Regions from separate parts of the Homo sapiens genome. Here regions 1 and 3 are each linked to region 2. A link is a loop called in an ENCODE intact Hi-C map of the cell type or tissue named here. Cell type or tissue: heart left ventricle. All regions are shown on one strand. Region 1 overlaps VWA8 (von Willebrand factor A domain containing 8). Region 2 has its middle 6.2 kb from the start of DGKH. Region 3 overlaps VWA8 (von Willebrand factor A domain containing 8).

What was found. Peaks named below come from ENCODE experiments on the same cell type or tissue, not always from the same donor. Only the 100,000 strongest peaks of a DNase experiment are listed, where the experiment ranks them.
Region 1: it touches region 2 in a loop (2.7-fold over the local background); 42 of 110 quality-filtered maps call a loop at or near these places.
Region 3: a loop joins it to region 2, with 1.9 times the contacts of the local background. A loop is called at or near these places in 2 of 110 quality-filtered maps.

Annotation. Positions count from the first base shown.
Region 1 is chr13:41,670,138-41,678,137 of GRCh38, forward strand. VWA8 (von Willebrand factor A domain containing 8) reads right to left here. Exons shown (of 45, transcript NM_015058.2): 36 at 5,078-5,159; 37 at 809-1,010. Among named protein-coding and RNA genes, the nearest start is that of MIR5006, 110 kb to the left of the region's middle. In heart left ventricle, no CTCF peak of the experiment used is centred here; no DNase peak of the experiment used is centred here.
Region 2 is chr13:42,038,479-42,046,478 of GRCh38, forward strand. It overlaps a transcript of DGKH not described here. Among named protein-coding and RNA genes, the nearest start is that of DGKH, 6.2 kb to the right of the region's middle. RefSeq lists an enhancer at 1,327-1,496 and silencers at 1,647-2,206, 2,227-2,316, 2,507-2,616. In heart left ventricle, a CTCF peak has its summit at 3,456; DNase peaks (open chromatin) are centred at 2,083, 2,573 and 3,443; H3K4me3 peaks cover 3,265 bases; H3K27ac peaks cover 2,623 bases.
Region 3 is chr13:41,844,105-41,852,104 of GRCh38, forward strand. All of the region lies in intron 12 of VWA8 (von Willebrand factor A domain containing 8), which reads right to left. Among named protein-coding and RNA genes, the nearest start is that of VWA8, 110 kb to the right of the region's middle. In heart left ventricle, a CTCF peak has its summit at 4,504 (motif pointing left); no DNase peak of the experiment used is centred here; H3K27ac peaks cover 762 bases.

The DNA.
Region 1 (8,000 bases), 370 kb before region 2:
TCTTTGCAGAACAACCTGGCTGGGAGGAACCTACTTTTCTTTTTGTTGGATAAGAAAGTAACGTGAACAGGAGAAGTTTTGTTCCAAAGATTAAAATAAATGAATAGCAAATAAATCCCTTTATTATATGCTTTAGTATATATGGGCATATAGCCTTCCTCATTCTTCAAATTAGTTCCAGACAGCAACTAGATTGATTAGATGATGACTGAGTCATTTCTGGAGTTATCAGGTTTCTTTTCACTTTGGTGGCCTGTTCCCATATTTTTCTCCAGTGCAGGGTTGGGTCTACTTATTGTTGACTACTAAATTTGCATTACTTGGAAATAAGGAAGTTGATAAAAAACGTTCTATTGGATGCATATTTTTGCTCACCTTCTCTAGTTTAGAGGTCCTGGCCTTGTAATAATCTGCTGTATTCTAGTTCCTAAATGTTTCTGTTTCCTAGGTAGCATGTAGAGATGCTGACACTGAAGATGGTAAAAGTGAGAACAGATGCAAAGGTGCTACTGGAAACTGGTTAGAGCTTAAGGTTAAAAAACTAAAAGCTGCTGATTGTATTCATATGGTGTGATGTCAGTAACCTGCACATTTAAGCACTGACAGAAAAAAAGGCACATTTTTACTTTTTCATCATTTAGATGGAGAATTTGTTTTTGTCTTTTTATTTTGTATCTAAAAATTCTTTTAGTTCTTTAAGCAACTATTTTTGAGTCACTGGCCCAGAAATTTTCATGACTGTGGCATCTGGAACTAAATTTATACTTGAATGTGCACCTCTAAGAGATAAGGTGAATTCAAATGGTACCTGCATATTTCTGTCATCTTGTCCAATCATGTTTCTCCATTCCATGAGTGATCGCTGCAGACGTTCAAGTCCAGTTTCCCAAAGCCTGATGTGACCTCCCATATCAACAGTAACAACACCGCTTTTGTCCCACTCAGCCAGCAGTGCATCTGTGTCTGAAATGGTCGACAGCCATGTGGTATACGGCGAGAGAGATTCTGATCTGGAAAAAGGAATCCAAGTGAAGCTAAGAGACCACAAAAATAAAGCAGGAGGGATGACACTGCACATTGTAATGTTCTTTACTGTTGAAAAAGTATGCTCACACTACTCATTATTTTATACCTGCTCTTACCTCTGTCACCACATAGGCAGGTTATGAGGATACGCTATGAGCAAAAGTTCTTAAACAAACATGCCCAGGGTTCGTAAGCAAACATGAGGCAGGACAATCATGAATATAAAAAAAAACCAGAAAGACTATTTTAAGAAAGATGTTTTTATAAGTGATCACAGTATATAACTAATTGGTAGGCCAGGAAACAAAGCTGGTTTAAACTGATTAGGTTCTCTAAACTTGCTATAAAGAATTTGCTATGGACTAAATGCTTGTATCCGCATCCCCCCGCCCGCCAAATTCATATGTTGAAGCCCTAACCCCCAATATGATAGTATTAGGAGGTGGGTACTTTTGGAGGTAGTTAGGCTTAGATGAAGTTGTGAGGGTAGAGCCTCTTTTATAGAATGGGATTAGGGCCCTTATGAGAAGAGACCAGAAAGCTTGCACTTGCATGTGGTCTCTGCCTGTTTCCCTTCCCCCCCATTCATGTTAGGATACAGCAAGAAGTTAGCCCTCTGTAAGACAGCCTTCACTAGGAACTGAATTGGCTGGCCCCTTTATTTTGGCTTTCCCAGCCTCCAGACTGAAAATAAATATTTGTCACTTAAGCTACCCACTCTATAGTATTCTGCTGTAACAGCCTGATCTAAGACAGAACTCTAATAATGAGCACATTAAAAGACAAGATATCAACAGAACCATCTGTAAGAAGCAAAAATACACTGTAATTTACTGGTTCTCTGCATTTTCCTGTATTTCCTGACAGTGGACGACACTAGCTTCCACTGTCAGGAAGAAAGGAACCCTATACCAGTTCATACCTCACACGCTAATGAGTGAGTACTGGACTCACTCCTTAGAGGCCTAATGTCAGTGCTGAAACCAATTTCTTGTTTATGCATTTCGACTGCATTTGTATGTGATATTTTGCCTTTTCTGACTTAGAAAGTTACGTGACTCTATAACAAGGAATGTATAGATTTCTTACATATTTCACACATATTTCATTATATATTTCTGACATCTGTATATGTGTGTATATATATATGTATGTATAGTAATTTCTAGGAAAGCAAATTTGTCTGTAAGAGTCAACTGCATATCTCCTTTATCTGAGTATAGCTCTTATTATACAAAAGTGATACAGATTATAAATTCCTATTGTCAGTGTTGGCTTGCAAAATGCATCTGATATTTTCTATATGAAATAAATAGTCTAAAGAGATGGTCTGATAAGAAAAACATAACAAGCTATCATTGTAGATTTTGGAAAAACACAAAACCATTATATATTAGGTAAATTCTTATAATATTCTAAAAGATAAATCAAGACTAATTTGACCTTTTTTCAGTCTGCCTTAGTTGATACTAAACACAGAGTGACAAGGGCGGCCACTCTTGGACACAGAAGACTTAGAAAATGTTCATATGAGAACAACAGTGGGATGGGACCATATGTTCTGAGCTACTTTACAGGACTCCCAGAAGGGCTCAAAGAAGGTAACATTTGATACAATACATGGTACTCTATCAATAAATATTTGCTGCAGGAAAAAACTTAGTAGTTACAGATGATGGAGTAAGGGGCTATTCAAGAATAATGAAATTTATCCATTTGTAACTATGTTGTTTGAAATTCTGCCAAGAACACCCAAGCTGTATGATTCTATTGACCACTGTACCTACTAATTGTCACTACTTAACTCTTCATAGCAAAACTTTACATTTACAGGCAATTTCTTTAATTTATTTAAAAAAAATTACTGAAGAAATTACATATTTACTACAATTTGCACACTAGGTCTAAAATCTTTTCTTCACTTAAAGAATGTTTTCCTTATAAATAATAACAAAGTTTTAAATGAACACATAGAATTATAGTAGAGTGAAGCCTAAATTTATACACAGCCACATATGAAAGCTTGGCAGTACTACTTTACAAATGCAGATAATATAAAACTTTGAAGAAAATTATGTGAGAGCAAAAGTGATGTATTCATTTTGGCCCTGAAGCTACATACAGTTTTATTGTATTTTCTATTATTTGAAATTAGCTATCAAATGGAAAATTCCTGATATCTAGCAGAATGCTAAATCTAAGCTACTAGCAAAAAACTGAAGTCCAGATGGGTTGTTCCCTTGGATTTTATACATATGTCAAAAAAAGCAGTAGTTAAGAGAAACTCAGGACATACTGACAATGAAACAGACTCTAAATTCATACTGACAATGAAACAGACTCTTGACACTTGAAATGTGGCAAGTCCAAATGGAGATGTGCTTTAAGTGTAAAATACATACTGAATTTCAGAGACTTAGGGAAAAAAAGGAATGTAAAATATTTCATTAAAAATTTCATATTGACTACATGTCAAAATAATAATATTTTTGATACATTGGGTTAAATAAAATATATTAAAATTAATTTCACCTTAAAACAATATTTTAGTGTGTCTACCAAGAAATATATAATTACATATATGGCTTTCATTATATTTCCATTGGACAGTGCAGCCCTAACTGAATGAATTATGGTGGCCAGCTGGCTCTGGGCTGTGCACACAGCTGCTCTTCCAGATGTTCTTTCCATGGCAGGTATAACATGTGATTCATACGGAAAGTTAAAAGAGAAAAACGCTGAAATAAAAAACTAGTGAGAGAAATGACTATAAATACTGGAAAAAATTATCAATGTTTTAGATATGTTAAAAAAGATGTTATTTGCTTTTGTTACTTGAATTAGTATATTTTAATGAGCATATAATTAAGATGGAATATGCAATTTCCTCAAATGATTAAAAGCCATTTTCCATTAAACCAACACATTAGGATGTTCCAAGAAGTCATACTTATATATGTTGGAAGAAGTATATTTATTTCTTTGAATGATTTTGTTTTCATATTTTTTTAATCTGATTAAAGGGTCCTAAGAAATGAAGCTGTGTTTCTGAGTTATTTGTGCTATCATGCCGAGCTATCTTCTTCTAGGGGTTGGAGAAGGGGGAAGAAAGGAAGCCTGGTGACATTTTGGGTGACTGACAGATTCTGTTGTCCCTGGTCTTCCTCTGCAGGCCCTCCAGGCTACTCTGCTAGAGCTTCTAGCCAAGACTTCAACCGCTGTGTTGTGAGGGCTCAGTGGCAATGTGAGGGAGTACATGAGAGGAGCAGATGTGATTGCAATATAGGTCAAAATAGAGTAGAAAGATTAGAGGAAGAAGGCTTTGGCATGGAGGGCAAAGAAAGGGAAAAAGAGGAACCTAGGATAAGTAGGCCAAAGCAGGTGCAAGCTTAGGTTGGAAGAGGGAAATAAGGCATGGATGCACCCAGAAAGGGACGGGCTCCAGGTGATGATGCCTGTGTTCTTCAAGGGACAGATCAAGCTTTATTGTTTCTGTTTTTAAATCCTCAGTTTACCTAGTTTAAATGCTTTGCTTCCATAGTGGGACAATAATGAAGGAGGTGAACAGTAATAAGTCCTATTCTAAAGCTTTGGGATCCTTTGGCTATTGTACAACCTCCCTGACTGCAGATGCATAATAACATATATCAAAACAATATTAAAGAAATCTATTTAAATTGTTTTGATATTTTGAACACATTTACTTCAGAAAATACATACACAAAGTTAATAAGTATTATAATTTTTGTAATACTAAAAATGCTATTCAGATACAGAAAAACTTATTAGAACAGATCAAACAAAAGAGAACAAAGACTTGCAGGCTGTTTGACTTATACCTATGTAACACTGGAATATTTTTACAAAATGAAAATAAAAATGCCAGGAAAACATTCAGAAGAACAGCAAGATAGAAACCAACTGTAACTGGAAAAAAAAAGAGCTTGCTATTTAAAGAAGCAAAAAAGTACTCATTTATTCAGAGTACTTAGCAAGAATTTACTCATTTTTTATGACATACTAAGCTAAGAACAAAGGTGAAATGGATTACCTGGGAATAGGGATATATCGGAGTTTCTTTGATTGAAGATCAGTGACTTCTATATAACCAGATGTTTGTGGAGGAGTAACATCTACAAACAAGTCATGACATGAGCCAAGTATTAAATTACTGCAAGATACCAAAATGGTGCTAAAAGTGGAATCAAGTTATCTGTAGCCTAGGGTAGAACGCTGGGATCTACTTGACAAGGTACTGGGTCAACCCTCATGGCTAGACTCTGAGAAATATGCTTCCCTCAGGGAAGCATATTGGGCTGTGATTCTTTACTGTCAGAAAACAACCTAAGTTATTTTCATTGTCTTTGATAGCTTCCCAAGATGAGTCAATGTTTTTGCATTTACAGTTTTTTTAAAAAATATTTCATCATCTGAACTGTTTTTCCTTCTTAGGAAGCAACAACAATGCAGTAAAATGTGGTGGAATCGGCACACTCTCTAATTAGACTGACCTGGTAGGAAGTCCTGCTCCTGTCCGAGCTGTGTTAGGTTGGTCAAGTTATTGACCTCTCTGAGGCCTGCTTTCTTCATTTGTAAAATGGGGATAACAACCCCACTGTAAAATGGGGATAACAACCTCAGATGACCACAGCATCTGAGCATCATAAGCATTATCCTGAGGATTAGATGAAATTAGTAAATGCAAAGCACCGACAGGGGTTGCTCATCACACAGTATCTGTCATTATTAGGGCCCTGCAAGACAGGGGAAGGTGAGGTGAGGATGGGGCAGTGGGGTGAGGACTCTGGAGTTTGGATCATAATCCCAAAAGACAATCCTGAATGCCATTATTCTGATTGTTGAAATCCCAAAAGATAGATAAAAGTCCCTAAAGTTTAAAATCCTGAAAATCACAATCACAGTATAATTGCATCATGTTATACGGAGCTATTACTTTGTTACTGTCTTTGTTTGGAAATTTAAGTATGGTTTAAGGAGATGCATATAGGTGCCAAGCTGACAAAGGGTGTATTTGTGGACTTAATTTTAGGTGTCAGTTGGACCGATTATGGAATACCTAGAAACCTGGTAAAGCATTATTTTGGTTGTATCTGTAATCTGGAAAAGAGATTAGTATGTGAGTCTGAGGGAACCAGGTGGTGAAGACCTGCCCTCAATATTGGTGGACATCATCCCACCAGCCAAGAGCCTAGAGGGGACAAATACAGAAGGTGAATTGGTCTCTGAGAGCTGGAACAGTCTTTTCTTCAACCGCCAAACATACTGATATGCATGTATGACATTTCCCTTTTGACCAATTGCTTTATGAATATGGCTCATGTGTTCATAACTGTTATACTCATGTGATGTCATTAGTGTACCTGAGTGTTTATGCTTGCAAAAAGTGTATGTTATTATTGCCTATTTTATTGTGCAAGGTGGTTTGTGAAGTGTTCTGCTGTTTTTGTTTGTTTGTTTGTTTTTTGGAGACAGAGTCTCACTCTTGTTGCCCAGGCTGGAGTGCAGTGGTGCGATCTTGGCTCACTGCAACCTCCGCCTCCTCTGTTCAAGTGGTTCTCGTGCCTCAGCCTCCCAAGTAGCTGGGATTATAGGCACCCGCCACCAAACCCAGCTAATTTTTGTATTTTTAGTAGAGACGGGGTTTCACCATGTTGGCCAGGCTGGTCTTGAACTCCTGACCCCAAGTGATCTGCCTGCCTCGGTCTCCCAAAGTGCAGGGATTACAGGTGTGAGCCACCACCCCCAGCCTGTTCTGCTGTTTTTATGTTTCTCAAAAAAAAATCTTCTTTCAAAAATGTACATAAATATCTTTTAAATAATTTTAAAATTATTTTTTCCAGAATTATATTTTCAAGATTTTCATCTTTTGGGATTGTGCCAGAATTTTAGACTTTAGGAATATTTATCTTTCTTTTGGGATTTCAACATTTGGGGTTATGGCATGGGGATTGTGTTTTTTGGGATTATGATCAGCTCTCAGGATCCTGGATAGTAAAGAATATGAAAAGTTGGGGGAAGATAAAGAGATAAGGGGTCCAGAGCCCTCAACTAATTCTATAATTGTTATACTCATGTGATGTCATTAGTATACCTCAGTGTTGGTTTTCCAGCAAATTCCTGTGCTACACTGATTTCTATTCCACAGCCCTGAGTAACCATCATCCTCAAAATCATTAGCTGCCACCATGGTGTGTCAGAAACACTGCTTAGTCTTCACAGAGAGTGCTTCTGATACTGACAACAACAAAGACTAATAATTCTTGTCTGAGAGATGAAGAAACTGAGGCTTATAGAGGTAATGTAACAATATGACTTATTTGGGGTGATACAGCTGGAGAGTGATGGAGATGGCTTCAAACCCAGGCCTCTTTAGCACTAAAATCTATGCTCTGGCCACCACTCCACACAACTTCTATGTGAGTTGGCCCTAGTGAAATAGCTATTTGTAAAATATCCCATTTTATAAAATCTTGGCCACCAAGTTCTCTTAAAAAAAACTCCCCAACACAAAACCCAAGCTTTTTAAGATTTTTGTCTGTTTCTCTATCTAATCTTTGATGACAATTTCTGATTAGAATTATATATTTATCTATTCATCCATCCATCCATCCATCCATCCATCCATCTTTTATTACAATTTCTGGTTGGAATGAAGTATCCAGGATGTCCTGGATAAATTCAAATTTGAATTTATCAAATGTAGTTTACAAAAAACAAGAAACTTGACATTTTTATTTCATGCATGTAGTTGAAGGTTTTTAAATAGGCCAGCTGAAAAACTCGACATATCTCCTATTTATTTAACAAATGTGTTTGAGCATATTTTGCGCCAGACATCATATGAAACAGCGAGGATACAGAAAAGAGATGTGGTCTCTGACTTTGAGGCATTCACAGTAAAATGAGGAAAGTTCCTTTTTATTAAACCATTGTGGGCCTCTGGGGACTTGGAA
Region 2 (8,000 bases):
TCGGGACTTTACCCTGCAGGCTATGGGGAGCCATTGGCAGGGCTGATGTGGGGAATGACTTGGTCAAAAATTTGTATTTTAGAAGGCTTACTTCGGTCACAACGTGAGATGGCAAGGGTGGAGGTGCAACAAACTTAGAGGCAGTGAGACTAATAAGGAGAGTAATATAGTGTTTCAGGGTCTTGAAACAAGAGACCTGAAACTAGGCAAAAAGCAGTGGAATGGAGGGAAGGTGATAGACAGAAATGATAGGTGCATGGATGGGCAGACAGCAGATGAGAGAAGGAAAAGCCTGGGATAATTTCCAGATTTCTCCTTTGGGTGACTAAGTGGATTGTGGTGACATTTACTGAGAATGAGACTAGAGAGAAAAGCCAGCTGGCAGGAAAGTTGAGTTCTGTTTTAGTCAAGTTGAGTTTAAGGCCGATGGGACATCTGGGTAGAGATTTCTGGTAAAAAGTTCGTTTTATAGAACTGGAGATGTGGGACAGAAATGGAAATTTATGAGTTATCAGCACATGGTTGGTAATTGAAGCCATGTGCCTAGGCAGCATTAGAGACAGACTAAGGGCAAGACCATTTAGATGCTCCAACATGCAAGAGGTGGCTGAGCAAGAAAAGGTTAGGAAACACGGAGACCGAGGTGTCACAGAGCCAATGGAAGGGATGGTTTCAAGAATAAAAATCGGGGCCAGGCGCATTGGCTCACTCCTGTAATCCCAGCGTTTTGGGAGGCCCAGACCAAAGGATCGCTTGAGGCCAGCTTGGGTAACGTAGTGAGTCCCCCCTCGTCTCTACTAACAATAAAACAATTAGTTGAGCTTTGTGGCGCCCGCCTGTAGTCCCAGTGCTGGAGAGGCTGAGGCGAGAGGATCGCTTTAGCCCAGGAGGTCGAGGATACAGGGAGCCATGATCGCGCCACTGCACTCCAGCTTGGGCGACAGAGCGAGATCCTGTCTGAAAATAAATAAATATCTGATCAACAGTGCAAACGCTGCAAATAGGTCAAGTAAGACGGGCATTGGAAAATATACAATGGTTTAGGGGATTTTCAAAACCACGAAGTGACTTTCGTCAGTGCAGTCCCCGTGGAACAGCCGGCACAGAAGTCGGTTTGCAGGATCCTGAAGAATTAGAGGGCTGGGGACGGGCTAGATCAATTATGTGTTTTTGACTTGACGATTTGTTTTTAAAATTTGTGAATGCATTTGACATGATGGCATGATTGAGGGCCCTGAAAAGATGCTGAAAGAACGAACCTGAAAGTCCAGGAGGGGGAGTAACCTGTGTAAAGCCAGTCACACTTGGACTGGAACTAGATGAAAATCGCTTACAATGCCAAGATGATCCGAAACGCTTTTTCAAAGGGCAGGAGGAGACTTGCTGTTTACTGAGTGCTCACTGAGAGCCAGCCCATGTCCTAATTTGAGTCTAGGGATAAAACTGGAAGACAGATCGACTCCTTAGCCGGTTCTTTCCATGAAAACGTTGATAATGAATTTAAAAAGCACGCCCTCAAGTTTAACCTCTCCTGTAGTTGGTAACCCATCTGCATTCTTTTGAACGTCACAAGGAAGAAACGGTGCCCGGCGCAGCTTGCCCTGGAGCGTAGCTGGAGTGCGGCTGAGTTTTCGCTCCGCTGAAGCCGGTTACTGTCCAGTGGGATTTCGCTCAAGCCTCAGCACCCCCAGGAGGGGAGGCGCCTGCAGCGCGGGCCGCCAGCGTTTGGAGGGAGGCGGGTGCGGGCTGCACCGGGAGACGGCGAGAGCGAGAGACAGGGGCGCTGGGAGGCGTCTCCCGGGACCCGCGTCTGCTCCCGTCGCCAGCGCGGTGGCCAGCCTAGCCCAGCCCAGCCCGGGCTTTCCTCGCCGCTCTCCGCGCGCCCGGCCCCGGGGGAGGCCGCTCCTTTCCGCGCGGCCGCCCGGTGCCCGTGACCACCCGGCGGCCGCTTTCGGTTCCGCGCCTTATAAGGCCTGACAGGGGGGTCACGTGTGTCCCGGGCCACCCGCCGGGAGGAGGGGCGGCGGGGGGGAGGGGCGGGTAGCGGGGAGGAAAAGGGGAGGGCGCCGGGGGCGGAGGAAGGAGCGAGGGGCGGATTCTGCGCCCGTGGGAGGCTGCGGCGGTGGCGGGGAGCGGACCGCTCGGAGCCGCGCAGGGGAGCGGGACCGTGGAGAAGGAGGAGGCGGCGGAGGAGGAAGGGACCGGCGCGGGGGCGGGAGAGCGCGGCGGAAGCCGGAGACGGCGGGTGGGCCGGTGGCTGGCCCCGGGCGGGGAGCCGGGGCGGCGGCGGCGGCGGCCGAGAGGGACCGCGGCGAGGGAAGCGCATCCAGGAGCCCCGGCGCAGCGGCGGCGGCGGGGACCCGGGTCTGCGCGCCCGGGCGGCCGGCGGGCGCGGGCTGGCGCGATGGAGCCTCAGCACGTGCGCCCCGCGCCCGGCGCCCGCAGCCCAGCGTGGGAGGAACCGGTGGGTACCGCGCCCGCGCCCACCCCCTCCCGCTTCTCCTTTGCTCCCCCCGCCCGGGCCGGGTTCCGTTCAGGAAATGGCCCGGGATGAGGTCCCCAGCTGCTTCCCAGCCGGGTTAGCGCTTCCTCCGCCGCCCGGGCTCCTCCTCGCGCGCCGCCTGGAGCGCCTTTGTCCGGCTGATCGAGGCTCTCCCCGAGGAACCGCTGGCAAACCGCTGGCGACGGCCCTGCGAGGACCGTTTCCCGGCTTCACCGACTCCTCAACTTTTCACTTGCTTTGAGACCGTGGAATGTAGGCGGGGGAGAGGAGAAGCCAGGCTGCGCGGTCAGCGTGGGGAGTCTGAGGAGCCCGGTTTTCCCTGTCGAGACCGCGCCCTGGTCGTCACCTGGGCGCGCAGGTTCCCGGGGACACGCGCCTGGAGAGGCTGAGCGCGGCGCGGAGCCCAGAACCACGCCTCCGACTCCTGCCAGCCGCTAAAGCTTGGGCGTCTGGAGGGTGCAACGGGTTTTGCCGGGGACGAAGCAGAAAGCTGACTTCGCTTTCGCCTGGGATTTCGCTGCACACGCAACGCGGAGGTTGAGTAATTTTAGGAACCAAGAGTAGTGTGTGTGCGTGTCTTAAGTGTGCGAGGATAAGGAGGAAGAGACCAGGGGGCTTTGGATTTGTTCCCTCAAACTCCCTCAACTTCCTTCTCTCTTCCGATTCAAACAGAACCGTCTCACATCCCTCCAGGGATTCCACCCCGGAATCCCCCTCTCACTCAGAGCTCTGGAAGCCTGTGTGGGCTGCCTTTTCCCTGGCGTCGAATTTTGACTCTCCACGCCCTGCCTCGATATTTGCTACTCCTTCTTGGTTGACATTGTGAGCCAGTCTGAAAAGCCCCGTCCGAAATTTCTGGCCTCACCCATGTTCCGGTCAACGTGTTCGGATGCTGTTTTCCCAGGGACTCTCCGAGTCTGCTCAGGCCGGCCCTCTGCCTGTTGAGAGCCGCTAGGTCAGGTGCCAGGGTTGGCTGTCCTTTTTCTTTTCTAGTATATACGCTCTCAGCTCCTTTGCCCAGAGTACCTCCTTTGCCCAGAGTACGTTTCTCGGCCTGATTCCTGACCTTTCAGAAGCGTCCTTCGACTCTGATCCCTCTGCATCTGCAGCTGTCTTTGCTTTCGTGAATTTGAACATGTCGTCAGGTTGCCCATCTGCTCTTGTTTCTTCCATTGTGGTTATCACAGGGGCTTAAGCTAGTCTCCAAATTAAAAATACAATCCAGTTTTGAAGTTTAAATCAAAGATCATTGAGAACTAAATTCAGTGACTTTACTTTTAAACTTTCCTGTAGGAACCTGCATACTTTAAGCCAACACCAATCACAATGGAAATATCCGGGTGTATGTGTTTTGCTTTAGGCTGCTGATGTCGGAACTACTTAACATTTAGAAAATTAGATAATTTTTTTTTCTTCTCAAAAGTGACAAGTAAAATGCTCATTTATTTTCCACAGAAAATATTCAGTTTCCAGTCTTAGCACTGGAGCCTCTAAAACTAGAGCCCTAACATAAATGTGTGAATGGACTACAATACTTTATTCAGACTGCAGAGCCATCTTTTAAAAATTAGGTTTATTTTCTTTAAACACTGAAGGCCTTTTCATTTGCTCTGCACCTATTTTCATTCCGCACCTATTATGTTCCGGGACTGTTGGATAGCAGTTACCAACAACAGAGAAACAGATCCTTGACCTCAGAAAGCTAACGTTCTTAACTAAACAGAATGTCTTGTTTCGTATATGTTAATGGTTTACAATCAGAAAGTCACAAAAAATACATTCAGAGATCATGGCTATGTGGCATAAAATAATACTTTTTACAAGCGACTTTATTCTAAACCCTGTGGTCGTACAGATATCACCAAGTCCATCGAAGAACTAATGAAGGGAATTTTCATTTAACTTCTTAAAAAAGACAATTTATCCAAATTACTAAAAAGTGGCATATAAAGATAAATGTGGGATACATTAGGGAAAAAAGTAGTGTTTAAATGTTAAACCTTTCAGGCATTTGGAGCAAGGGGAAAAGGGGGTGGAGAGACAGATTAAATATGTTTTGAAGGGACACAAAATCCATCAAAATTGGGGATTTGTGACCTTTTTTGGGGTCAGCAATCCCTTTAAGAATCTGATCAAAGCTATGGACCCTTTTTCCCTCAAACATGCACTTATGTGACATATATGTTACATACATATGCTTTATATATGTATTGATGTGTGTGTGTATATATATATGTAAAACATTTTAATACAATTTCAAGAGTACCACAGATTTCTTTAAGACCAATCTGTGGATCCTCAAAGACCTCAGGTTAGGAATACCTGCTTTGACTTGGACTCCATTTCAAAGTTTTTTTTTAATTTAAAAACTTTTTTGTTTTGTTTTTTTTGAGACAGGGGCTTGCTGTGTTGCCCAGGCTGGAGTGCAGTGGTATGATCGTAGCTCACTGCAGCCAGGAGGGATCCTCCCGTCTCAGCCTCCTGAGTAGCTAGGACTACAGGCACATGCCACCATGCTGGGCTCATTTTGGATTTTTTTTGTAGAGGTGGGATCTGCCCAGGCTGGTCTCAAACTTGTGGCCTTAAGAGATCCTCCTGACATGGCATCCCAAAGAGCTAGGATTACAGGTCAGAGTTATGTAAAATTTGCTTTTTAAATTCAAATATAGGCAACTTAATGCTTTACCATAAAAGTATGCTCATTTACATTTATGAAAAGGAATGTTCAATACTGAACAATATTGAATACGCTTAATATTCATTCTGTTCAATAATGAACAGATCCTGTTGCATTATCCCTTATGGGATAACATAAGGGCATGTACATATAACAATAGCATGCATGTAACCATTTACTCTCCTCATTGTTTGAGGCAGTGTCTCACTGTGTCACCCAGGCTGGAGTGCAGGGGCCTGATTCTCAGCTCACTGCAACCTTTGCCTCCTGGGCTCAAGCAATTCTCCTACCTCAGCCTCCCGAGTAGCTGGGACCTATAGGTGCTTGCCCCCATGCCGGGCTAATTTTGGCATTTTCTTGTATAGATGGGCGTGGTGGTGCGCACCTATAGTTCTAGATATGTTGCCCAGACTGGCCTTGAACTCCTGGGCTCAAGCGATCTGCCCACCTCAGCCTCCTAACGTGCTGGGATTACTGGCATGAGCCACTGCACCTGGCCTCTCCTCATTCATTTTTGATGGAACCTAAAACATGATGGTGTGATTCTGCGTGGAACTATTCAGGCAGAAGAGTAAACACAGTATCAGGAATTGATGCTGACAAACAGTAAAGAGAACAGCACTTCTTTCTTTTTTTTCTTTTTCTTCTTCTTTTTTTTTTGAGACAGACTCACTCTGTTGCCCAGGCTGGAGTGCAGTGGCGCCATCTTGGCTCACTGCAACCTCCGCCTCCTGGATTCTCCTGCCTCAGCCTCCCAAGTAGCTGGGATTACAGGCGCGTGCCACCATGCCTGGCTAATTCTTTGTATTTTTAGTAGACACGGGGTTTCACCTTGTTAGCCAGGATGGTCTCGATCTCCTGACCTCGTGATCCGTTCGCCTTGGCCTCCCAAAGTTTTGGGATTACAGGAGTGAGCCACTGCGCCCGCCCCAGCACTTCTTTCTTAAAACGCAGCCATGTTGAGCTGTTGCTGAACTTTACGACACGATTGGGAGATGAACTGAAGTTAGTTAAGCGAACCATTTAAATAAACGATCAGCCTTAGCATTCTGGGGAAGTCATTGGGCCTAAAGAAGATAAATTTTAGCATTCTAAGTTTCTGTGTATTTTCTTTAATGCTAGCTTTGAAATGCAATCAAATTTCAGTGGAAATAGAGGCATAAACTAAATTTCTAATCAATTAAAAAATACTTTAGTGGTGGGCATGGATGGGTAGAAAGATATTTAGCCAAACAAGCCTTACTGGGGGGAAAATAGGTAGTTAGAATTCTAGCCAACACTTCAAAAATGTGGAAGTATTTACAAAGTAGTCCTTAGTTGGGGGATGCTAGAGTACACTTATTAAAATTTGCTTTTGGTGCTGTGGCTCATGCCTGTAATCCCAACACTTTGGGAGGCCGAAGTGGGAGGATCTCTTGAGGCCAGGAGTTTGAGACCATCCTGGGGAAGATGACCAGGGGGAGATGATGTCTAAATAACAACAACCACAACAAAACTAGCTAGGACTGGTGATGCATGTCTGTAGTCCCAGGTATCCTGTGACTACCCTGGGAGGCTGATGCCAGAGGAGCCTTTGAGCCCAGAGTTTAAGGACGCAGTGAGCTGTGATTGGCCATTGCACTCCAGCCTGGGCAAAAGAGCAAGACTTTGTCTCTAAAAAAAGAAAAAAAATTTGCTTTATTTTGAAATGGTTTTATACTAGTTAGCGCTGATAAAACTATCCAGGTCGAAAGGAAAATTAGGAAGGAAAGAGTTTCAAAGGATAGGGCCAAAATGTAAATGAGAGGTTATAAACATCTTTGCATTAGGTCTAGATGATGAAAGGTTTTTGCCTCAGATACGAGGATGACCATATGTATATGCAGTTAATATCACAGTTAATCCCCAAATCTTTTTCATTCAGGTAACAACTAAGGAAATGGTAATAGGTTAAAAGTTTCGAATGTTAAATTCTTAATATGTAGCAAATAGCGTGTTCTTAAGTTTTAATTAAGGCAGCTTCTCAATGCCTGTACTTGGTCAACCTGCAGTATTCTTTGCATGGTTCCTTATTGATTAGGAACACAAGTCCTAGAACACTTTGAACTCTTCAGGATATAAAATGTAACATTCTGCGTATTTATGGCGTAATATTTAAGATAAAGCCATAGAATATGTGAGATTTGAAAGTTGCCAATGGGTATAAAACCCCTTTTGTTATGAGTAGTGATCAGTAAAAATACAATTCAAAATACCTCTGTAGAAAATAATACACGAATATTCATAAAGTTGACATGAAATTTGGCTGTGACTTACACATCTTCAGTCTAATAGGTGTTCTTTGTTTTAATGGGCCAGGATCTCTATTAAGTAAAAACCTAATTTAGGGGTAGCTACCACCTATTTCCATTTCACCCTAAATGCAGTGTCTACACAGCTTATGTTGAAGTCTTTAATAGTGTGTTTGTCACATGTTCTGAACAGAGATTTCAAAGTAACAATAAAAATGTAAGATGCATCTAAGCAATTACTGAAAAATCTGAAATCACTAAGTAAGGAAAAGATCAAGGAATTCTTATAAATCAAATAAATAATGTAAGATACCACATATTTGAAATTGTTTCAGTTGCTATTTTGAGCTACATGGTTGAAATGGTTGGAAAGATTGAGACCTTGACCTTGTAATACTCTTGAGGAAGGTGAAGTACATTGCAGGTACACAGTGCACAAATTAGATATTCATTCTAAAAACTTCTAATTTACAGATAAGACCGAGAAGAGGCTAGTAAGTCAGGTATCTTAAATAATGGATTCGTTGAAACTGGCTCTTCAGAAGAGGTG
Region 3 (8,000 bases), 190 kb before region 2:
ACATATCCAGTAGCAAATAAAAGTTAATTCACCATGGTCAGGCAGGCTTTATTCCTGGGACACAGAGTTGATTCAACATATGCAAATCAATAAATATGATCACCACATAAACAGAATTAAAAGCAAAAGCCATTTTGATCATCTCAGTAGACACAGAAAAAGCTTCCGATAAAATCCAACATCCATTTAAGATAAAAACCCTCAACAACCTAGGCACTGAAGGAACATACATCAAAATAATATAATAAGAGCCAGCTATGACAAACCCACAGGCAACATCACACTGAATGGGCAAAAGCTGGAAGCATTCCCCTTAACAACTGAACAAGACAAGGATGCCCACTCTCATAACTCCTATGCAACATAGTACTAGAAGTCCTAGCCAGAGCAATCAGGCAAGACAAAGAAATAAAAGGCATCCAAATAGGAAGATAGGAAATCAAACTATTTCTCTTCCCACATGATATGATTCTATACCTAGAAAACCCCACAGACTCCCTCAAAATGCTGCTAGAACAGATGTCAGTAAAATTTCAGTATACAAAACCAATGAACAAAAATCAGTAGCATTCCTACATACCAGTAACATTCAACATTGAATGGATACACCGATAACATTCAACATCTAATGTATACACCAATACATTCAAGCTGAATGTGTCAGGAACACATTCCTATTTACAATAGCTGCCAAAAAAAAAAAGTTAAATAAAATACCTAGGAATACATGTAAAAAAGGAGGTGAAAGATCTCTACAAGGAGAACTATAAAACACTGCTGAAAAAAATCACGGATGACAAAAACTAACGGAAAAACATTGCATGCTCATGGATTAGAAGAATAAATATTGTTAAAATGACCATACTGCCCAAAGCAATTTACAGATTCAATGCTATTCCTATCAAACTCTCAATGTCATTTGCCACACAAATAGAAAAAATTATTTTAAAATTCATATGGAACCAAAAAAGGCCCAAATAGCCACAGCAATCCTAAGCAAAAAGAACAAAGCCAGAGGCATCACATTACATGACTTCATGAAAAGATACTTCTCAGAAGACATACAAGTGGCCAAAAAACATACGAAAAAATGCTCAACATCACTAATCATTAGAGAAATGCCAATCAAAACAATGAGATACCCTCTCACATCAGTTAGAATGCCTATTACCTCTCACATCAGTTAGAATGGCTATTATGAAAAAGTCAAAAAATAACAAATGCTGGCGAGATTGTGGAAAAAAGGGAACACTTACACACTGTTTGTGGGAATGTTAGTTCAGCCACTGTGGAAAGCAGTTTGAAGATTTCTCAAAGAACTTAGAACTATCTTCATTCGACCCAGCAATCCTATTACTGGGTATATGCCCAAAGGAAAATAAATAGTTCCACCAAAAAGACACATGCACATGTATGTTTACTGCAGTACTATTCACAACAGCAAAGACATGGAAGCAAACTAGATGCACATCAATGGTGAATTGGATAAAGAAAATGTAATACATATACACCATTAAATAATATGCAGCCATAAAATAGAATGAAATCACATCCTCTGCAGCAACATGGATGGAGCTGGAAGACATTATAAGCAAACTAACGTAGAAACAGAAAACCAGATACCACTTGTTCTCACTCACTCATGTTCTCACCCACTCAAGTGGGATCTAAACATTGAGTACACACTGACATAGAGATGGGAACAATAGACAATGGGGACTACTGAGTGGGAGGGAAGAAGTGAAGGGTGAGGGCTGAAAAATAACTGTTGGGTACTATGCTACCTGGGTGATACGACCATTCATACCCCAAACCAACAGCATAACACAATATACTCATGTAACAAACCTGCACACGTACTTCCTGAATCTAAAATAAAAGTTGGAATTAAAAATAAATTAAATATCTGCAATAATATTTGCCTCATAATAAGCTTTTTAGTTCTTTTTTTTTTTTTTAAGAGACAGGTCTCCCTACATTGTCCTGGCTAACTATTCATAAGCACTAATAGTGTACCACAGTGTTGAATTCCTGAGCTCTAGTGATCCATCCGCCCAAGTAGGTGGGAATACAGGTGTGTGCCACTGTGCTCAGCTTATAATAAATTAGTTTCTAAAAGCAAGTAACAAAATATGAAATCAAGATTGGTGTAATTATGAATTACCCGTTTGGTATTCAATAAAGACACCTGGAGCAGATACTGCATTTGACCACCCTCAACACCACTCAAATCCCTGTTAGTCAGCCACATGAGGGGTAACACATGTGAAAGGATGGCTACAAAGTGAGGAAGGCTGGGATTCAATTCCACTTCTGCAACTTCCTTATTATGTGATAAATGAGTGAAATGAGTAAAATATCTTTAGAATTAAATGAGATAATGCCTGGCACCTAATGGTTATTTAATAAATGACAGCTGAATCTGAATCAAGTGAAGAAACAAACTATAAATATGTTCAAATTTTAATATAACAATAAGTCTCAGTTCACAATTCAGGACAGTAATAGAAGTGATATGACAATGCTGCACACAATTAAATGACAGAAAATTCCTATCTTAGAATTTAAAATAAAGTTAATATTAAAGCAGGTAAAAATAGTAAAGAAAAGCTGACAACAGAGGTCATTTAAAAATAATCTAAAATTTTCAGGCTAGGCACGGTGGCTCACGCCTGTAATCCCAGCACTTTGGGAGGCCAAGGTAGGCGGATCACCTGAGGCCAGGAGTTCAAGACCAGCCCGGCCAACATGGTGAAACCCCATCTCTACTAAAAATTAGCCAGGTGTGGTGGTGCACACCTGTAATCCCAGCTACTCGGGAGGCTGAAGCAGAATTGCTTGAACTCTGCAGGCAGAGGTTGCAGTGAGCCGAGATCATGCCACTGCACTCCAGCCTGGATGACACAGCAAGATTATGTCTCAAAAAATTAATTAAATAATCTAAAATTTCCACAATTTATTCATTCAAATATATATTGAATATATATATGAAGAGAGAAAGAGAGAGAACCAGCCTACTGCTTGCAAATCACTGTTTCAGGTGCTGAGAATTCAGTAGTGAAAAAAATAAACATGGATCTTACACTCCAGTGGGAATGAACAAAAATAGATAAAGGAAAGGAGACAGGAGGAGAAGAAAGGAATAGAAGGACACAAATAAGAAAATACCACATAGTAGTTGGTACTACACAGAAAATATCAGATAGTATGATGGCAAATGACTCAGTGCATCAAAAACGCTTTCTCTACAGATATTTAAGTTGAGATTTCAAAGTCAAGAGGCCACGTGAAGATCAGGCAAGAATATTCCAGTCTGATGACACAGCCTGTGAAAATGCCCCATAGCAGAAAGAAGCCAGACAGATTTAAGGGATTAAAAGTACCCAGTGAGACTGAAACATATCAGTAGAGGGTCCAGCAGGAAGGGAGAAGGCTGAAGAGGTAGGCATGGATTGGGTCACATAGCGCAGTGGTTCTCAACCCTGGCTGCTGGTTATAATTGAAAAATACTGGTCCCACCTCCCACCAATTACTTTAGACTCTCTGGTGGTAGAGCCTGGACACTGGAAGTTTTTCAAAGATCCTTGAGTGGTTCTAATGGGTAACCTCGTTAATGGAAGACTCATATGCCAGGGTAAAGTGTCTTTATTTTATTCTAAGTATGATGGGAGGCCATTGACAGATTCTAATCAGGGAAATGAAAAGATCTGATTTACATTCTTAAGAGATCACTCTACAACTTTAGTGAATAGAATATGGAATGCAACATACTCTAACTACATATCTACAAATGTTCAAATGACAAAACTGATGAGTTCTTAAAAACTCTATAAAGTAAAACTCCATATGCCAAATGCATTTTCCACCAAAGGCTCAATAATGGGCCCAAGGATAGTGGGTTAGAATTTTTGGAAATGTTCATGGTTACAGTAGATCCTGCAAAAAACAAATGATGGAATATTGACAACTGGCTATGAGGGGTGAGGGTGATGGGGAGAAGGCTAAGAAATGTGCCATGTTCCAGTACTTGACAACTCTTTTGATTGACAATGCATCCCTTTTGGCACCTTCCTCACAAAACTAAAGCTGCCTTTTCTGAATTGCTACTCCATGGAAGACACTGTGCAGCAGGAAGCCAAACATTTGTTCACTAGCTGGGAAACAGAAAAGAATCCAATGGATTCAGGGAGAGTTACTAAAAACAAATGAGGAGCCTCTCACTTGAAGCAACATAGAAAAAGGCTTGCTAAGATTAAAGAAATGTGCTGGTTGAACTCTCAGGGTAATATGGCTTGGCTGTGTCCCCACCCAAATCTCACCTCGAATTATAATCCCCATAATCCCCATGTGTCATGGGCGGAACCAGGTGGAGATGACTGGATCATGGGGGTGGTTTCCCCTATGCTGTTCTTGTGATAGTGAGTGAGTTCTCATGAGATATGATGGTTTTATAAGCATCTGGCATTTCCCCTGCTTGCACTCAACTCCCTCCTGCCACCTAGTGAAGGTGCCTGCTTCTCCTTTGCCTTCTGCCATGATTGTAAGTTTTCTGAGGCTTCCCCAGCAATGTAGATCTGTGAGTCAATTAAACCTCTTTCCTTTAAAATTAACTAGTCTTGGGTATTTCTTCATAGCACTGACAGAACAGACTAATACACAGGGCAGCCTTCCCACCTATGTGATAGCATAGTGACTATCATTCCTCTCCTGCAGGGGCTCCCTGTCTGCAGCTACCTAAATCTGGGAGAGCTTAAGGGAGCTACTAGAAATAAACATGAAGCATCAGAGGTGCTAGGCTGGCTAAGGCTCCTCTTTAAATTGTTAACCTTTTAACAGCAGTCAATAGAGTGTAAAATCAGGATTTTAGCAGCTTCTACCAACTCAAATCCCAAGATACTTCAACTCCACATTCCTGGAGGCATGAGTTGAGCTCTGTAAAAGATTGCCTTTTCCTTCTCTGTTATTTTTGGCTCTATCTCTATGGTTCTGCCAAATGGCTTCCACTTCAAACAGCCTTGTTTCTAACTATGAGACTGGCTTTAAAATCAGCAATAAAGTTCTACGTATTCAGAAAGTGATGTGGATCCTGAAAAACTGGGGTTTTCTTTAATAGGGGAAGAATACAAAACTAAGCATTTAGGAATCATAAAAGGCATCTAGGTCATAAAACTGAAAAGCATATATTTACTTTTCATTTCCAGGGGAAAAAATATGTTCACAAAATATATTCTACTTGCAAATATTTGTAAATTTTAAAATCAAATCAAAGTTATACCCTTCATTATTTTCTTTTTCAATATATTTCCCACAAGGATGGATCATAAGGATATATAGATATATCTATAAGATATGTAACTTCATCACTAACGTCACTAACCTCTGGCAAACTCCTCACATTTGCAGTGGTCTTCAATGACTATAAAATCCTGAGGACTCTCAAAAGATTTCCCTAAGACTCCTAATCAAAATTACTGTAAAGTACATTGAAAACAGAAGTGCATAGGTCAGGCACGGTGGCTCGTGCCTGTAATCCCAGCACTTTGGGAGGCCGAGGCCGGTGGATCATGAGGTCAGGAGTTCAAGACCAGCCTGACCGATATGGTGAAACCCTGTCTCTACTAAAAATACAAAAAGTGGCCGGGCACGATGGCAGGTGCCTGTAATCCCAGCTACTTGGGAGGCTGAGGCAGGAGAATCACTTGAACCTGGGTGGCAGAGGTTGCAGTGAGCCAAGATCGCGCCACTGTACTACAGCCTGGGTGACAGAGTGAGACTCTGTCTCAAAAAAAAAAAAGAAAAGAAAAAGAAAACAGAAGTGCTGCCTAATGGAGATGATCAAACACAGCAATGTGTTGCTACCAGCAGGACTATGACTTCATTACATAATGTCCTTATGTCTGGAGTTACTCCATGCAGAGTTCCCAAATTTGAAGTTTCTTCCCTCTTCAACTTCACCGATCATCAAGAATAGTAAAAGAAATACCTTTCAGACAGGAGTTCCTTATTTGGTGGGATTCCTTGGTCATTTTACCTTTGTTTTCTTTCTTGGACTAATGGATTTGGCTTTACTGTAATGTTTATTTTTATACACATGCCCAAAGGCCTCCTAGTGTGTCTTTATAAATCTAATAAATACCTCATGATAATTAAGTTTATTAACACAAAAGATGTTATCCATTACTAAAAAAGTACACTTTAATTAAATAAGGAGCCAAGTACATACTATAATGTAGTTCCCTGTGGACCCAGTCACCAGGCCCAGCCCAGCAGGCCCTGGTATCAGGCAGCCCCCTAGACTCAGGGACCAGGACCCAGCTCATACCCATGTACCCTGGTTCCAGGACCACCATAGTGCCACACTGGACTCTGAAGACTCAGCCTCAAGGTCTGCCATAGCACTATGTTAGGTCCCATCAACCCAAGTTCAGGCTGTTCTCCATGAACTCAGGCTTCAGAGCCACCCTCAGAGACTTAGTTGATAGGCCCACTCACCTGCAGAGTCAGGCACCAGGCCAGTCCACCTAAGGACTCCATTAGCAAGCCAAATGAAAGACCCCACCAGATGGTCTGCCCAGAATGTCTGGCTGGGTTGGCTGGTAAAAAGCTTTCCCTATCAAGGCCAGTCTATAAAGACTGGATGTCCACTTCTTCAAATGCACAGACACCAATGCAAGCCCATGAGGATCACTAACAATCAGGGAACCAAAACCACCAGAAGAACAAAATAAAGCACCAGGAACTGACACTAAATAAATGGAGACCTACGAACTACCTGACAAAGTATTCAAAATGATGGTCTTAAAGGAACAGTGAGCTAAAGAGAACACAGGCTACTAAATGATATCAGGAAAACAATATACAAACAAAGTGAAAAGCTCAACAAAGAGATAGAAACCATAGTTACATATTTTTTGTGGTAAGAACATTTCAGGTCTACTGTCTTCGCAATTTTTAAGTATACAATATGGTATTATCACCTATAATCATTATAATGTACATTAGATCTTGAGAACTTATTCATTCTGCTTAACTGAAACTTTGTACCCTTTGACTAACACTTTCCCCTTTTTCCCATTCCCCAGTTCCTGACAACCAGCACCCTATTCTCTGCAGAGTCAGGCACCAGGCCAGTCCACCTAAGGACTCCAGCAGCAAGCCAAATGAAAGACCCCACCAGATTCTATGAGTTTGATTTTTTAGATTTCACATTTAAGTGAGATAATGTAGTATTTGCTTTTCAGTGGCTGGCTTATTTCACTTAGCATAATGTCCTCCAGGTTTATTTACATTATTGCAAATGACAGTGATATGGTTTGGCTATGTGCCCTTCAAATCTCAACTTGAATTGTATCTCCCAGAATTCCCACATGTAGTGGGAGGGACCCAGGGGGAAGTAATTGAATCATGGAGCCTGGTCTTTCTCGTGCTGTTCTCGTGGTAGTGAATAAGTCTCATAAGATCTGATGGATTTATCAGGGGTTTCCACTTTCACTTCTTCCTCATTTTCTCTTGCTCCAGTGATGTAAGAAGTGACTTTTGCCTCCCACCATGATTCTGAGACCTCCCTAGTCATGTGGAACTATAAGTTCAATTAAACCTTTTTCTTCCCAGTCTCGGGTGTGTCTTTATCAGCAGTGTGAAAATGGATTAATACAGACGGGATTTTCTGCTTTTTAAAGGCTGAATAATAATTCATTCTGTATATACTGCATATTTTCTTTATTCATTTGTCAATGAAAACATGTTAATTACCTATCTTGGCTATTATGAATATGCCACAATAAACATGGGAGCACAGATATTCCTTCAAGATACTGACTTTATTTCCTTTGTATATACACCCAGAAGTGGGATTGCTGGATCATGTGGTAGTTCTGTTTTTAATTTTTGAGGACCCTCCATACTATTTTCTATAATGTATGTACTAATTTACCTTTCTACCAACAACGTACAAGCATTTCTTCTCCACATGCTTACCAACATTTGTTACCTTTTATCTT